Regions from separate parts of the Homo sapiens genome. Here region 2 is linked to region 1. The links are chromatin loops, found by intact Hi-C in ENCODE. Cell type or tissue: IMR-90. All regions are shown on one strand.

What was found. A loop is a pair of places that touch in the nucleus more often than their neighbours do. Peaks named below come from ENCODE experiments on the same cell type or tissue, not always from the same donor. Only the 100,000 strongest peaks of a DNase experiment are listed, where the experiment ranks them.
Region 2: a loop joins it to region 1, with 2.9 times the contacts of the local background. A loop is called at or near these places in 2 of 110 quality-filtered maps.

Annotation. Positions count from the first base shown.
Region 1 is chr1:219,563,838-219,571,837 of GRCh38, reverse strand. No RefSeq gene overlaps it. Among named protein-coding and RNA genes, the nearest start is that of LYPLAL1-AS1, 11 kb to the right of the region's middle. In IMR-90, a CTCF peak has its summit at 4,290 (motif pointing right); a DNase peak (open chromatin) is centred at 4,317.
Region 2 is chr1:219,085,475-219,093,474 of GRCh38, reverse strand. LYPLAL1-DT (LYPLAL1 divergent transcript) reads left to right here. Exons shown (of 5, transcript NR_038845.1): 4 at 6,815-6,980. Among named protein-coding and RNA genes, the nearest start is that of LYPLAL1-DT, 84 kb to the left of the region's middle. RefSeq lists an enhancer at 4,204-4,253. In IMR-90, no CTCF peak of the experiment used is centred here; DNase peaks (open chromatin) are centred at 1,104, 4,324 and 7,284.

The sequences.
Region 1 (8,000 bases):
GTACATAGTGCCTTTCCCTCCAAAGAGTACAGTCTAGAAAGGGTCAGGGAGTGGAGAATAACTTTACAGTGGAGGAAGCTGACAAACACTACCTCAGCCTGGTGTTCAAAGTCAGCATCAACAGTCATAAATCATGACGATAGTATGTACCCTTGGTACGATGTGATGAAAATGGCACTTTACCTCTGTGGTCTTCTTTTCTAAAACCCATAACTCGTTTAATTATGAGAAAAACATCAGACAAATCCCAATTGGGGCATGTTCTATTAAATCCTCAACCAGTACTCTCAAAACTTTCAAAGTCATCAAAAATAAGGAAAGCCTGAGAAACTGTCACAGCCAAGAGAAGCCTATGGAGACATGACAACTAAATGCAATGTGGCATCTTGGCTAGGCTGTGGAAAAGAAACAGACATTAGGGAAAGACAAATGAAGGAAATCTGATAAAGACTTTAGATAATAATAATGTATCAATATTGGCTCATTAATTATAAGAAATGTACCATACTAATGTAAGCTATTAATAATAGAGGAAATTGGATGTGGAATATATGAGAACTCTCTTTACTATCTTTAAAATTTTCCTGTAAATCTAAAACTATTCTTTAAAAAATGTCTGTTTAAAAAATAGAGCCAAGACCAAATTAGTTAGGAAGCCAGAAACCATTATTATATCTTGAATATGTCAGTTCCAGTTGGAAATAAGCCAGCTTTCTGAGAATGATCACACTGACAGCTATATTAATCTCCTGATACCAGCAATAGCAGAACTCCTTTTAAATTTAGAAATGAAGTAAATGGCCATTTTTCCCTCCACTACCTTTTTCTTTGGTCTTGATATTATAGCCTTAAGGCACTCTTTAATAGCACACTTATTTTCCAAAGAATGTGATAATTAATAATTCTGCATCTTATTTCTTCAACTTGCTACCAACTTCCATTTTTTCAATAACTTTTATTATTAATTTATTCTAAAATGGTTCTTCTTCTCTTGGTCATAAAATTAGAGAATTTTTCTATCTCAATGTTCTAAAAGGGCAGGTTGCTTCTAATGTGACCCATAATCTATACTTGTCTATAATTTTATTGTAGCACATTTGAAGTAAATAGTGCATCATTTCTCCATAGGTGAAGTTTGTTCCTTTAGAGAATAATAATACAGTGATATGAAATTTCCTATTTTTGCTAAAAAGTTCACATTTTCATTTGGAATAAAATTCACGAATTAAAAAAAACAGAATTTAATAAAAATTAATGGTTAGTTTGTTATGTTTTAGGTGCCGAACAAAGTCCCATCCAAAAAAAAAATTATTTGGCTTTGGTTCCTTGGCAAGTGGCTGTGACTCAATTGTTCTCCTTCGATCTCCTACCCTTACTACTGTACTTCGTTTTGGAGGGGGTGGAGGGGGAGAGTATTAACAACATTGGCTTCAGTCTGGCTGAGTCTTTTTTGGCCATCTGTTTTAACTACACCTGAGAAAGGCAACCTTAGGCTTGTTTGCCTTTTCCAGGATATGTAAATATTGAAAAATAAAAGTGATGGAATCTAAGTACGGAACCCTGTTTCTGTTCCACACCTGCACACTCATCAGCTGTGCAACTCTAGTCAAGACACTTCTTGAAACCTTGGTTTCTTTTTTCTTTTCTTTTTCTTTCCTTTCCTTTTCCTTTTTCCTTTCCTTTCCTTCCTTTGCTTTTCTTTTTTCTTTTTTTTTTTCTTTTTGAGACAGAGCCTTGCTCTGTCACCCAGGCTGAGTAGAGTGGCATGGTCTTGGCTCATTGCAGCATCCAGCTCCCAGGCTCAAGCAATCCTCCCACCTCAGCCTCCCAAGTAGCTGCTACAGGCATGCATCACCACACCCAGCTAACTTTTTGTATTTTTTGTAGAGATGGGGTTTTATCATGTTGCCCAGGCTGGTGTCAAACTCCTGGACTTAAGCCACAGGAGGCCACCCATTTTGGCCTCTCAAAGTGCTGGGGGTTACAGGTATGAGCCACCACACTTGGCTGAAACCTTGGTCTCTTAACCTGTAAATGCCAACTTTACTAACTGTTTTACTTGCCCAACTTCCATGTTTGGTTGGGAGGAACAAATAAGATAAAAGATGTAAAATTGTATAGAACTATAAAGCACAAAATAAAGGTAAATAATTATAATTAGAAATATTTTCAGTTATTAACACATTACTTTGTCTTGCAGTTTTTAAAATGATAGCTTTTGGAGAATTTTTAGAATTATTATTTCTAACTGGTTTACAACATTTATATCTGTTGTGCCCAGGCTTTTATTATATCTTTTCTTACACTTCTGGCCCCTCTCAGACTGCCAGCCTCTCAGAAGTTATCTTTATCTTTATTTCCCCAAATTTCTCCTATCAGTTCCTTCCATTCTGCTGGCAGGCTAAGAAAATCTGTTTCTGGGTTTAGACACTGATGTTACCTTTCTGCAGTTCAGCTTCATTAGTTATTGTGGGGTCAACAAGTGGATTTTCTTCAATGGATTTCCAGGCACATCATGCACTCTGGGCTGATTGTGGGGTTCATGCTGACTGTGAGCCCAGTTTTCCACCACCTCACGGGGCCATGGCCTGGACCTGTGAATGTGGAGGCAGTGCTGGCCCAAGGAGGCCTTTTTGATGACCGTGAGTGAACAAAATCTAGACAAACTCTTGATCAGGTCCTCTCCTTTTTTGTCAGGCTTGAATTGGCTTGATCAGCAAGAACATACTGTAAAAACATGACGGAATTAAGGTAAAGGGAACTGCCCATTTTCCTACTTCTCCCTGGTTGTGTCACTGTGTGTACAGCCTGTAAGGTTGATCAGGCAGGGGTGACTCAGGCGTCTGGGCTCTGCCCTTGTGGAGACAACATGGCTTGTCAGTCCTGCTCAGCATCATTAGGAAGAGGGCTGACCTCCGGGAACTTTGCTGTGAAATTTCCTATCAGTGTCACTTGGTAAGAATTCACAGAACAGTAATTCTCAGAAGAAGACCTGTCAATAACTGTCCATCAAAGTGAGACTCATGCGTGGCAGCCAAGCTTCATAGACAAAGGTGGATCAGGAAGTCATTGTTACCATAAGGAAGGAAAAAAGGAAAGGCAAATTAACATTTTCTGAATGTGTGATGTGTGCCAAACACTTACGTAGGTCCTCCCAGCCTGTTATTTGTTTGGGTTATATTCAGCATCTCAGCACTCAATTATACCTTGTCTTGTTTGGTTCTTTGATTTATCTCATGGGGTGAGGAAGACAGGGACTTTTTTTTTTTTTTTTTTTTTAAGCTGCAACTCTTTTGTTTTCCTTGTAGGACTCTGTAGGGACAAGGCACATGAACCTGCGGTAGGAATTTAGCAAACCCCGAGGACAAGGTGAAGGAAACGTGACTATTGCTTAGGCAAAGTGCAGGACTTGGAACATATAGAGCATGTTTATGTTACTATCCAGGCAGGAGGACCTCAAAGAGTTGTTGCTTCCTTTTGTGAAGCTGTCAATGGTAGTAGAAATCTCTGGAGCATTCAGGAAAGGCTTCTACAGGGAAGACTTTTAAAATCTTAGCTTCTTTAACTATCTTTGCCATGTTTGGGATAGAAATGATAACTCTTTTTCATTGTGTTCTTTTGAAGCTCCTATTCTGGAGAATGAGAAACTAGGAGTTTTATTTCCTATCCCTCCATGGTGTGGTGACCCATGTCTGGTCAATTTTTAGTTTCCAAAATCTTTCCATTTTGACACAGTTAGAGGGCACCAATGCAGCTATTTTTAGATTTTCTCAAGGTGGGGAGTCTCAGTGACATGCATGCATACCTGTGTGCTATTTGTGTTACATGTATGTTTAATTTATTTCTCTGGAAAACTCTGCACAGGCCCAACTAGGTACCATAAATCTATTCCAAAATGTCATAGTTTGGGTTAAGTTCAGGGCTATTAGACTCTAAGGACTGTGCTAGATCAATTAGACTGTCTATTCATTCCTTCTGTACCAACCCAACCAGAAGTGCATTGTGATTTTAAAATGTACTCTGTTTTTCAATATTCTCCTGGTTTCCTGGCTACATCGTTGGTGCTCTGGGGAGCAATAGTGAGCAGTAATGACTAGCATTAACCTTCTGGGCAGTAACTAACTGGGAAGAACCTGGGGAATTCTGTGAAGGCTCATTTCAAGCAGGATGAGACCCAAAGATACCTGGAAAAGAACTTTTAGAAACATTTCAGAATTGAATTGCAAAGCTCAATATTAACCAAGCCAAAATCCACTTGAACTTGGAAACTGTCAAAGCATGCAATAGCCAAAAGGTGGCACTCCTTATCCACTGTTCATTTTGTTCCAAAGTAAGGTCATCTCCACGTGTTTTTCTGTTCCTTCTATTAGTTGTTTCATAATAAAATATTATACCCTCATCCTCTCCTGGTAAAACATAGCAATAAAACAGACCTCATTATCTGGATCGATATGTGTTTTGATATATACCAGTTCTTATCCCTCCGGATGGACAATGTATAAGATAAATTGTATTTTCAGTAGAGTTTGGCTTATAGTTCTGTGTGCATCTATAGACTATGCCATATAACCAAACACCTTTACTGTAAAATCATCTCTGACCAGATCCAAGGTTTTAATTTGTCTCTAGAGTTTGCCTCTCTCAATTTCATAAACTGTGAAAACACAGCTGGAGCAATTTACAGACTGTGGAAAAACTCTTGAGTATTTTTGCTGAGGTACTAATTCAAGGATCATGCTTTGTTATTTCCTGTTTCATTGTTGTTTGTAAAACTAGTTAATGGGCAATGGGCTGTTTCAAATTTGTCTAGTCCCTCAATACTGTTGCATGCACCTCCTGTCGGGGCATAGCATGAATTGGGTGCAAGCGTGACAGCAAAATGGCATTGATTTGAGCAGACACACATCACTGAGAATGAAATCATAGCAAACATTTGGAAAGAGCTAGGCTTGTACTCTTTGAGCTACATGAATGTGGTCCCTGAGGCTTTTAAAAAATCAAATCCTACTCTGTTATAATTTCCCACCAACCCAGAATATTTTTGAGATATACCTTCAGGATCAGCACTATCAAGTAAGGGAAAGTCTTTACTGTCTCCTGGCTATTGGTCCTTAGAAACAAAGACATAAAACATGATGGAGAGAAAATGCCAGCACTGAGTAAAGATATAAAGCAGGACGATTAGCTTCACTGACGCCCCACTAACCTACAATCTGGAAATCTAGAAACCTCAGTCATTTAGAAAACAAACATAACATCATACATAAGTTAAAAGAGTTTCTGAGCAGCATAGAAAATTGTTATAAAGTGCAAGCACCTTTCTCCACAGGAATAAAGCTTCTAGGCATTTTGTAACTTTAATGCCTGATATAATACAAGATAAGGGCTCAATAAATATTTGTGGAATGAATGGATGATGAATGGAGAGAAGCAGAACCTGAGAGAAACAAGCTTACTGAGGCTGATGTTAGGAAGGGACCATCTAGTGTAGGGAAAAATTGCTTTACACTCCTCAGTGCTGTCTCTGAAGGCATCATCACTACAGCACAATTAAATGATTGAGGCTTTCCCTGTAAACTTGATATACTGCTAAAACATGAAATTATATTTAGAGTGCCCTGGTCCTTGAAATGTATGTAATAAAATGATTAAGATTAAAAACAACTCATGCTGTTAAAAGAACATGTTTGAATTGCTTACTTTGAACATCCACTGCTTGCCAAGAACTGAACTTGATTCTAGCATAGAATGGTAAACAAGTTATCTGAAGTGTTGCCTTAGATTGCATATTTTATATCTTTATGATACTAAATAAGACATTAGTACATTTTATTATATACATATGAAGAACAAAGGCACTTGAACACAACAGATCTAAAATACTTACAGCTCTAGTTCAAGTCCTCGGTAAAGTAGTGATCAGTGGAAAACATTCAGTACTACAGCAAGATTGATTTATCAAATGGATTTTCCTGTATTGACAAACTGTGATGCAACTTTCTTAGTGGATGACAGATTAGATGAAGAAATCAGGTAAAGTGCTGAGAAGCTACAGTTTTCATCTCTTACCAGAACAGAATTGCATTATGAAAATTATCTTATTTGTCAGGTAGCTCACCCAATATTCTGGCTTCTAGTACTCTCTAGGTTGGGTTGGAAAAGCTCATGTTTGATGTGTGAAGGGTCACTGTTTGGAGTAGAGAAGTGAGATGAATTTAGTCCCCTTACCCAAAATGTTTTTTCACCATGCTTTGGGAAACGTCTCTGGGAAGGTTCGGCTGGTGTAGGTTTGAACTCAAGTTTAGTAATTTGTTTTACCTCTCTAAACACTTTAAAGCGTTTTTTTACCTCTTGCATAGAAATGAGACCTCGACCATTGTTCCTATTTAATTCTTCAACATGCTCAACCATCAATTCCCAGTCACCTTAGTGAGAGTCTTACCGTAGTGTTCTTTATTATTTCCTTTGTATTTCAAGGATAAAGTCACTTAAAGAGTTTGCATATTCAACTTCAGCCCGCACAAAATCACAGAGCAGGACTGGGACACTGGGACTTCCACTGCTGGTGCCCAACTCTTCCACCACTCTGCAGAGCCTATACATTTGCAAACTCTAATTTCACATTGCTCTAAACTAGAAAATGCTCTATAATGCATTGGACTGGCATTTTAAATGTAGATTGTTTTCATCTTTATAGGCTGATAAGTTTTCAGAACACTCTTTAAGTGGAAAAGTCTGGGTCTCTCCAACATCAACTCATTCTACTATTACAGAAACTGAAGAAGCAGTTGCTTATCTAAGTTTTTCACTTTCCAATAAGTTTTCGTAGTGATTGTAAGATCTAGCCTAATCTCAGGACAACTCTGATAGGCAAAGGATTAGTGTTATCCTGCATGGCAGCTCTGGTTCACTCCTCATTTCTAGCCGTTCCAACTCAGTGAGATTCAAGAAAGAAATGCCCCTATTCATGCCACCAAACTAAACTCATGAGTATTACTTATTTTCTCCTACAAAGATTTTTTTTCCCTTTCCATTGACAACCCTAGATTCAGGCAAACACAAAGGTCACTGTGACTTCTATTTTGAACTTATATACTGCCCCAAAAGATTAATGAAGTGCCAAAGCCAAGCCAAGTGAATCCTAAGCCAAACATAGTTAACAAAGCAAGTCTGCTTCCAAGAAAATTTACGTATCGATTTGAAAAACTAAAGAGAAAATTATTTCTGGATAACCTATTGTATTAGTGGGATTTTATTGGTAGGCACAATTGAGAGTCAACTATATGTATTTTTCTGAGCCACTCATCTGTCCACACTGTCCAGATTGTTTTTAAAACTATGGAAATTTCCATCCAGGGTGCACTTTCCCTGTTTGCTTCCATCAACATTTCTCTGCTCAAATAGTTCCTTTTGTGGTTCAATTTTTCCATCTTTTTAATATAGTGGGTTGATCCCAGCTGTAATTGTGCATGGTTATATACTGACAACCCACATAAACAAACATCAACAAACACAGTCCTTTGATAGGGTGATGTCATCACAATGAGAGTTTCAAAAGCAAATACAAGTGGGCAACTTGGACACCTGTGTCAGCTCTTCTTAGTCCTCCCTCCCCTTGCCCTTGATGATGAAAGAATTATCTTTACTGAAGCTGGAATTCTGTGTTGACACCAGCTCCCCTAGCACCGACCCTGGAAGATCAATTTCACGTCAAATTGTTTAGATTGATACTGAGACCACCTGGGCATCAGCTGTCAGGAAACTCAGGGCTTTGCTTAAACAGCAGGCAGCTATCAAAATAGGAGAATGAAAGAGAGAGAGAGAGAGAAGAGAGAGACTATCAGACCCAATACTGGCACACATTAGAGAGCTACAGAACTCTCTCAGGTCTGGTAATGTTGCTGCTACCATTTGTCAGGTGTACAATCAACCTGAGAATAGGGATAATGGGATCTTTGTAGGATCCTGAATCAACATTCTAAACAATTCAACCACTGTTC
Region 2 (8,000 bases), 480 kb after region 1:
GCCTATAGACGTCTAGTTTTCCTAGCACAATTTATTTAAGAGATTGTCTTTCTCCACTGTATGTTCTTGGCGCCTTTGTCAAAAATAAATTCAACATAGCTGTATGGATTTGTTTCTGATTTATCTATTCTGTTTCTTTGGTCTATGTGTCTGTTTTTATGCCAGTACCATGCTGTTTTGGTTACTATAGCTCTATAGAATAATTCAAAATCAGAGAATGTGCTTCCTCTCATTTTGTTCTTTTTGCTCAGAATGACTTTGGCTATTCTGGGTCTTTTGTGATTTCACATGAATTTTGGAATGATTTTTTTCTATTAATGTGAAGATTGTATTGGTATTTTAATAATGATTGCACTGAATCTGTAGATTACTTTGAATAGTGCAGACATTTTAACAATATTGATTCTTCCAATCCATGAGCATAGAGTATCTTTTCATTTTTTTCTGGTCTCCTCAATGTCTTGCATCAATGTTTTATAGAGTGCATTGTAGATATCTTTAAATTCTTTAGTTAAATTCATTTCTAGGTATGTTATTTTATTTGTAGCTATTGTAACTGGGATTACTTTCTTGATTTCTTTTTCAGATTGTTCACTGATGTAATATGTAAATACTATTGATTTTTATATGTTGATTTTGTATCCCTCAACTTTGCTGAATTTGTTTATTGGTTCTAATAGATTTTTGTTAAGGTCTTTAGGTATTTTTCAGATATAAGACCATATCATCTGCAAACAAAGATGACTTACTTCTTTTCAATTTGGATGTTCTTTATATCTTTTTCTTGTCTGATTGCTCTAACTAGAACTTCCAGTACTATGTTGAATAATAGTGGTGAAAGTGGATGTTTCGGTTTGTTCCAGATCTTAGAGAAAAAGTTTTCAGTTTTTCTGTATTCAGTGTGATGCTAGCTGTGTGTCTGTCATATATGGTTTTTATTGTGTTGAGATATATACTTCTATACCACATTTTTAGGGCTTTTATTATGAAAGGAGGTTGAATTTTATCTAATGCTTTTTACCTTCGGTTGAAATGATTGCATGTTTTTGTCCTTCATTCTTTTGAAATGATATATCACATTGATTTATTTGCATTTGCTGAATCATTCTTGCATCCCTGGCATAAATCCCTCTTGGTCATGATGAATTATCTTTTAAATGTGTTGTTGAATTTGGTTTGTGAGTATTTTGTTGAGGATTTTTGCATCAGTATTCATGTGGAACATTGGCCTGTAGTTTTCTTATTTTGATGTCTCTGTCTGATTTTGGTATCAGGGTAATACTGGCCTCACAGAATGAGTAAGGAAGTATTTGCTTCTTTATTTTTTTGGAATTGTTTGAATAGGATTAGATTAATATTAGTTCTTTAAATTTTGGGTGAAATTTAGCAGTTGAAGGCTTTGGGTCTCTGATTTTTCTTTACTGGGATACTTTTTAATATGGTGTTGAACTCATTACTTGTTATTGGTCTATTTAGATTTTGGAAATCTTCATGATTCGGTCTTGGTAGGTTGTATGTGTCTAGGATTCAATCTATTTCTTCTAGGTTTTCCAATTTACTGGCATGTAGTTGCTCATAGTAGTCTCTAATGATTCTCTGAACTGCAGTATCAGTTGTAATACCTCCTTTTTATCTCTCATTTTATTTATTTGGGTCTTCTATCTTTATGTCTTTGGCTAAATGTTTATCAATTTTATTTTTTTAAAATAAGCCACCTTTTTGTTTAATTGATATTTTGTATTGTTTGTTTTGTTTCAATTTCATTTATTTCTGCTTTGATCTTTATTATTTCTTTTCTCCTACTAATATTGGCTTTGGTTTGCTCTTTGTTTTCTAGTTCTTTAAGATGCATCATTAGGTTGTTAATTTGAGGATTATCTGCTTTTTTGATGTGGAGTGCTTATTGCTATAAGCTTTCTTCTTAGTATTGCTTTTGCTGCATTCCATAGGTTTTGATATATTGTGTTTCCATTTTTGTTTGTTTCAAGGAATTTTTAAATTTTATTCTTAATTTCTTCATTGACCCACTGGTCACTCTAGAGCATATTGTTTATTTTCCATGTGTTTGTATAGTTTCTGATATTTTTCTAATTATTTATTTCTAGTTTTATTCCATTGAGAATAAAACTGGAAAGATGAGACACTTGATATTTTTTCAATTTTTTAATTTTTTAAGACTTGTTTTTTGTTCTAACATGTGATCTATCCTTAAGAATGAGCCATGCCTTGAGGAGAAGAACGTGTATTCTGCAGCTCTTAAATGAAAGATTGTGTAAATATATATTAGGTCCATTTGGTATATAATGTAGATTAAGTCCAATGTTGTTGTTGGTGGTGGTTTTCTGTGTAGTGGTTCTGTCCAATGCTGAAAGTGGGGTGTTGAAGTCTCCAGCTAATATTGTATTAGGGTCTATCTCTCTCTTTAGCTCTAATAATATTTACTTAATATGTTTGAGTGTTCCAGTGTTGAATGTATATATATTTACAAGTGTTACACCCTCTTGCTAAGTTGACTTCTTTATCATTATATAATGACCTTCTTTGTCTCTGTTTATAGTTTTTGTTTTGAAATCTATTTTGTCTGATGTAAATATAGCTACTTCTGCTTTTTTTGTTTCCATTTTCATGCAATATTTTTCAGTTCCTATATTTTAAGTCTAAGTTAGTCTTTATAAGTGAAGCGTGTTTCTTATAGTTACCAGATTGTTAGAGCTTGTTTTTTTATTATTGTTATTGTTCAGGCTCTCTATGTCTTGTGATTGGAGAGTTTAGTCCATTTACATTCAATGTTATTATTAGTAAGTAAGGACTTACTACTGCCATTTTGTTATTTGTTTTCTGGGTGTTTTATGTGTGCTCTTCTCTTTCTTCCTTCCTTCTTCCCTGTATTCCTTTTTGGGAAGTTAATTTTTTTTGGTGGGTTGTTTTAATTTACTGATTTTCAGTTTTTTGTGTATCTGTTGTAGGTTTTATGATTTGAGGTGACCATGAGGTTTGGAAATAACATCTTAGAACTCATTATTTTAAACTGATCACAACTTAGCACTGGATACAAAACAATCCAAACTCACAACAACGAAAGAGAAAACTAATAAAAGCTCTACACTTTAACTTAATCCCCCTGCTTTCTAACTTTTTGTTGCTTCCATCTACGTTTTATTATACTATGTCTTAAAAGTTGTAGTTATTATTTTTGATAGGTTTATCTTTTAGTCTTCGTATTCAAGATATCAATAGTTCACGTACCACAATTACAGTGTTATAATATTGTGTGTTTGTTTGTGTACTTACTATTACCAGTGAGTTTTGTACCTTCAGATGACTTCCTATTGCTCATTAGTGTCCTTTCATTTTAGATTGAACAGCTCCCTTTAGCATTTCTTGTAGGGCAGTTCTGGTGTTGATGAAATCCCTCAGCTTTTGTTTGTCTGGGAAAGCCTATTTCTTCTTCATGTTTAATGGGTATTTTCACTGGGTGTACTCTTCTAGGATAAAAGTCTTTTTTCCTTCAGCACTTTAAATATGTAATGCCACTCTCTCCTAGATTGTAAGGTATGTTATTTGTGTCTTTTCTCTTGCTGCTTTTAGAATCCTTTCTTTATCCTTGACCTTTGGAAGTTTGATTATTAAATGTCTTGAGGTAGTTTTATTTGGATGAAATCTACTTGATGTTCTACAACCCATCTATACTTGAATTTTGATATATTTCTCTAGGTTTGAAAAGTTATCTGTTATTATCTCTTTGAATAAAATTTATACCTTGATCTCTGTACCTCCTCTTTAAGGCCAGTAAATCTTAATTTGCCCTTTTGAGATATTTTCTAGAACTTATAGGCAAGCTTCATTCTTTTCTATTCTTTTGTTTCTTTTGACTGTGTATTTTCAAATAGCCTGATTCTTTCTTCTGCTTGATCAGTTCTGCTGTTGGGAGACTCTGATGCATTCTTCTGTATGTCAATTCAATTTTTCAGCTCAGAATTTCTACATGTTTCAAAAATTATTTCAGTATCTTCGTTAAATTTATCTGATAGGATTCTGAATTCCTTCTCTGTGTTATCTTAAATTTCATTGAGCTTCCTCAAAATTTCTATTTTGAATTTTCTGTCACTCTTGGATTGATCAGTGGTGACTTTTTCAGTTTGTTTAGTGAGGTCATGATTTCCTGAATGGTCCTGATGCTTTTGGATGTTTGTGAGTGTCTGGGCATTGAATAGTTAGATATTTATTGTAATATTTGCAGTCTGCACTTGCTTGTACTCCTCTTGTGGAGGGGTGATGCAAGCTCCACTGTGACTACCACACTGAGACTGTGCTGAGTCACACCCAAAGATAGCACAGCACTGGGTCTTGCTCAAGACCCATGGTGACCACTGCCTAGTTACTGCCAGCGGAAGGAAGGAGTCTCCCCCAGGTTACTGAGCTGCACTGCCTGGGTTGGGGGAGGGGTGATGCAAGCACTCCCTTGTCCACCTGGCTGGTGTCTCATTAGGTCAACCCAAGTCTACTGCCTTCTAGCCCAGCACGCACCAAGACTTGCCCAGGAATTGCAGTCCTTGTCGCCTAGACTGCCTTTGAGGTTTATGTAGTATCCCAGAGTGCTTTGGCCCATGGTAGTGGGGCTAGCCAGAACTCTAGTTCCAACCACTGGGAAGGGCAATTCCTCTCTTGCTGGGACGGATATAAGGACTCCCTCCATGGGCACTGGCTGAGTTCTGCCTTATCTTGTTTTCTACTGTGGCTGGGCTGCACTGAGTTCCAATGCAAAGTCCCACATCACTGCACTCTCTCCCCCACAAGAACACAGATCCTCTCCGCAGCATCAGCAATTCAAGACTATCTTTCCTAACCTCTTCAATGCCTCTTTCTTTGATATGATGTTAGAACCTGGTACTGTGATCACTCACTTGATTTTTGGTTCTCATAAAAGTGCTTTCTTGTGTGGATAGTTGTTCGATTTAGTGTTCCTGTAGGGGGACTATTGTTGGAGAGTTCTATTAGGCCAACCTGCTCTGTGTCTTCCCCTATAGTTTCTTTTTGACTCAGTTACATTCAAATTTATTTTTTACACTTTATAGAAATATTAGGGAGGTTAAAATTTATCCTTTATTTACTGAGCTCTAATTTAACAGAATTGAAATTGTGGTCAGAGAATGTATTATGTTTGACACTAAGTCTTTGAAATTTATTGAGATTTGCTTTAAAGCCTAGTGATATGCTTAATATCCCATTCTATTCCTATGTGGAGGAATCATAAGGTGAGAGACAGACCCTCTCTTTCAATATGTAGCACAAGGGTTCTTATTTATCCTCTGGACAATAGCATACAGATACATGTCTCAAGTTTATCTAGTAAGATTCTCTTGCCTGTAGCTTTGAATAATGAGGGTTAGAGATTTTTCCCAGCCAATGTGGAAGGTTTGAGAGACTACTGGTGTGGCAGCAAGAATCCAGTAGCAGCAGTATCAATTCCTATGTCCTAAGCAGACTTCAGGCTCATAACCTGCTTTCCTTATTTTTCTGCCAGAGTCTAATTCTCAACTGTTGATTAATTCTCTAAGTTATTGATATCTTGCCAATACATTCCTTTTCTGATTAATGTAACCAAAGTCAGTTTCTGTTGCTTAGAACTCAGAATTCTGACAACTGTGAAACACAATGCTTCTGAGGGAATTACAGCATATTACTTTTTGCTTTATTTTATTTAATCTTCTGTTTCTCTCCTCAGGAAGTGTTATTTATTATCCTCATTTAACAGATAGGAAAACTGGGGATTCAATATTTGAAGCACTTTATTCAATACCACACAGCCTGTAAAGTGTGAAACCAGAATTCAAGCCAGCTCTGCCTGATTCTTGAACTGCTACTCTTTAAGCCTTCCAGATATTCAATGGGTGATTTTAAACCTTTCTTTCTGACCCTAATATTCTATGAACTGAAGAATAAATACAGATTGCCAAGTATAAATCAGGAATAGCTTAGGTACTGAGAGGTCAAACTCTAGAAGCCACAAATATTCATATATTCTTAAGTTTTAATTGAGAAAAGTACTTCTCCTAGGCTTTTTACTTCATATACTCTGTGAGATGAATTTTTAGAAACTGACCTTCTCTTATTCACTGCCCCAACTCTGCAAATTTGCCACACGTGCCTTGGCAACATGAACCACCATAACACAGAGGGGCTGGTGACTTAACATACTTTGTCATCCCCCTGGCATAACAGAGGGGTTCTTTTAGGTCATGGGCCACTTTTCTTCTTGTAGGTTTATTGAAAGTTTGTGTGTTCATGCTCATTAAGTAACTTCTAGCAACCTTGGCTAAATAAGTTGGTAAAAGGCTGAACTCATAGTCAGTATTGCTTCATAATACACACATGCAGAGCTCATAATATATGTGACAGTTGATTCACTTAAATCACCTAATTAACTTTTTGCAGTCTTGTATAAATATAATAAAGTAGCTATAGAAATGAAAGATGTTTTCAAGTTAAATTTAACTCCACTGAACTCATAGAATCAGAGTTAACTTATATTTCATTTTAGGTGATTTTAGAGAAAGTTGTTTTAAAGGCAAAACATTCTTAAAAGACTGAATTTGTTTCTACCCCCATTTTTCTTAATTACTTTCATGAAAAACCTATTGATTTTATAATCTATTAATTTGCAGTAGAGAAACTGTGCTCTTTTGTTGATGTAGAACTAATAACGTACATAAATGTTTATAACTTTTAACCTCATCTTAAATATTTTTTGTTTTAAATCACACATAGCTGGCATTTTAAGGTATTTCTTGTTTTTTTTTTTCCCCACTTGCAGAATGCTTTGATGTCTTAAATGGTACATCCAAACTTAAGTGAAATAGAGCTGTGAGGACATTTTGGGGAGAAGTGACCTAGATAAGCACTGACTGTTGCATTCATCTCTCTTCTTGCTGATTGTGATGATTTCCTGTGCCATAGCCATTCAAAGTCTGCCAAAAAAGGTAAGTAATTAGGGTCTCACAAATAGTATCCAGGTACAAAAATGAAATTAAACTATCTCTGGGAACAGGAGTTTGCTTTTTGAGAGGAGCAAAATAAAACAGAGTTAAGGAAGAAGTGTTAATTTTAGCTGTCACATACCAGTTGAACAATTCTGATAGTGATACTGTTGTTTTCCAGGTGAGTAAAAGAGTCATGGAAATTAGCATACAACATAAAAATCTGTAGAAATCAAGGGAGATGTGTTACAAGAGTGGCCTAAGGAAATCCATCTGGGGATGAACAACAGGAATTCCTCATTTGGACTGCTTCTGTTATTACTCACTCAGAGACTAGAGGAAATTGTTAGATTGTCTGTGGTGTCCTTTATCTATCCTAAAATGTAGAAAGTGAAGTAGGGAAGGATGAGGAGTTGATATGCAGAAGAGGAAGCTGAAATAACCTTCCCTCAATTATTTTTCTTAAAATTGGCCTCTGAAGGGAACCCGAATGTTTAGGCATTATTTCACTCTGTCTTACACTCTATTTGTGACAGATAAATGAAATGGTAGACTGTCCATTCTTTGGCTAATGTCAGCAGCCAAATTAATCAAACTGTGGGAAGTTGCTGATATATTTATATGAAAATAACTTTAAAAAAGGCCCAATTGTACACCTGGTTTGTTTCATGGTTCAGGCTGAATATATTTATCTGATATATCATGTGATAATATTAGTAACGAAAGCCCCTAAATTAGCAAGTGGTTTGCCTACATCTCCAAGTCCTTTTTCTTTCCATCCTATGCCACTGATATTCCACCTGAATTGGGGAAATTAATTATCAAAAAGTGCCTATTTGTTTCCATCTTCTTTCTTATTCAAATACTATTTATTTTAAATTACTGTTTACTAATTAATGCTAAATAAATGTAATGCACTGTTAGCTAACCAGAGATTTATAAATAACTTTATTTCTTCATTTTCTCCCTGGGTTTTCTGCTATTTATTATTATTTAAGTTTTAGTGCTTTGAGAGTACAGCCG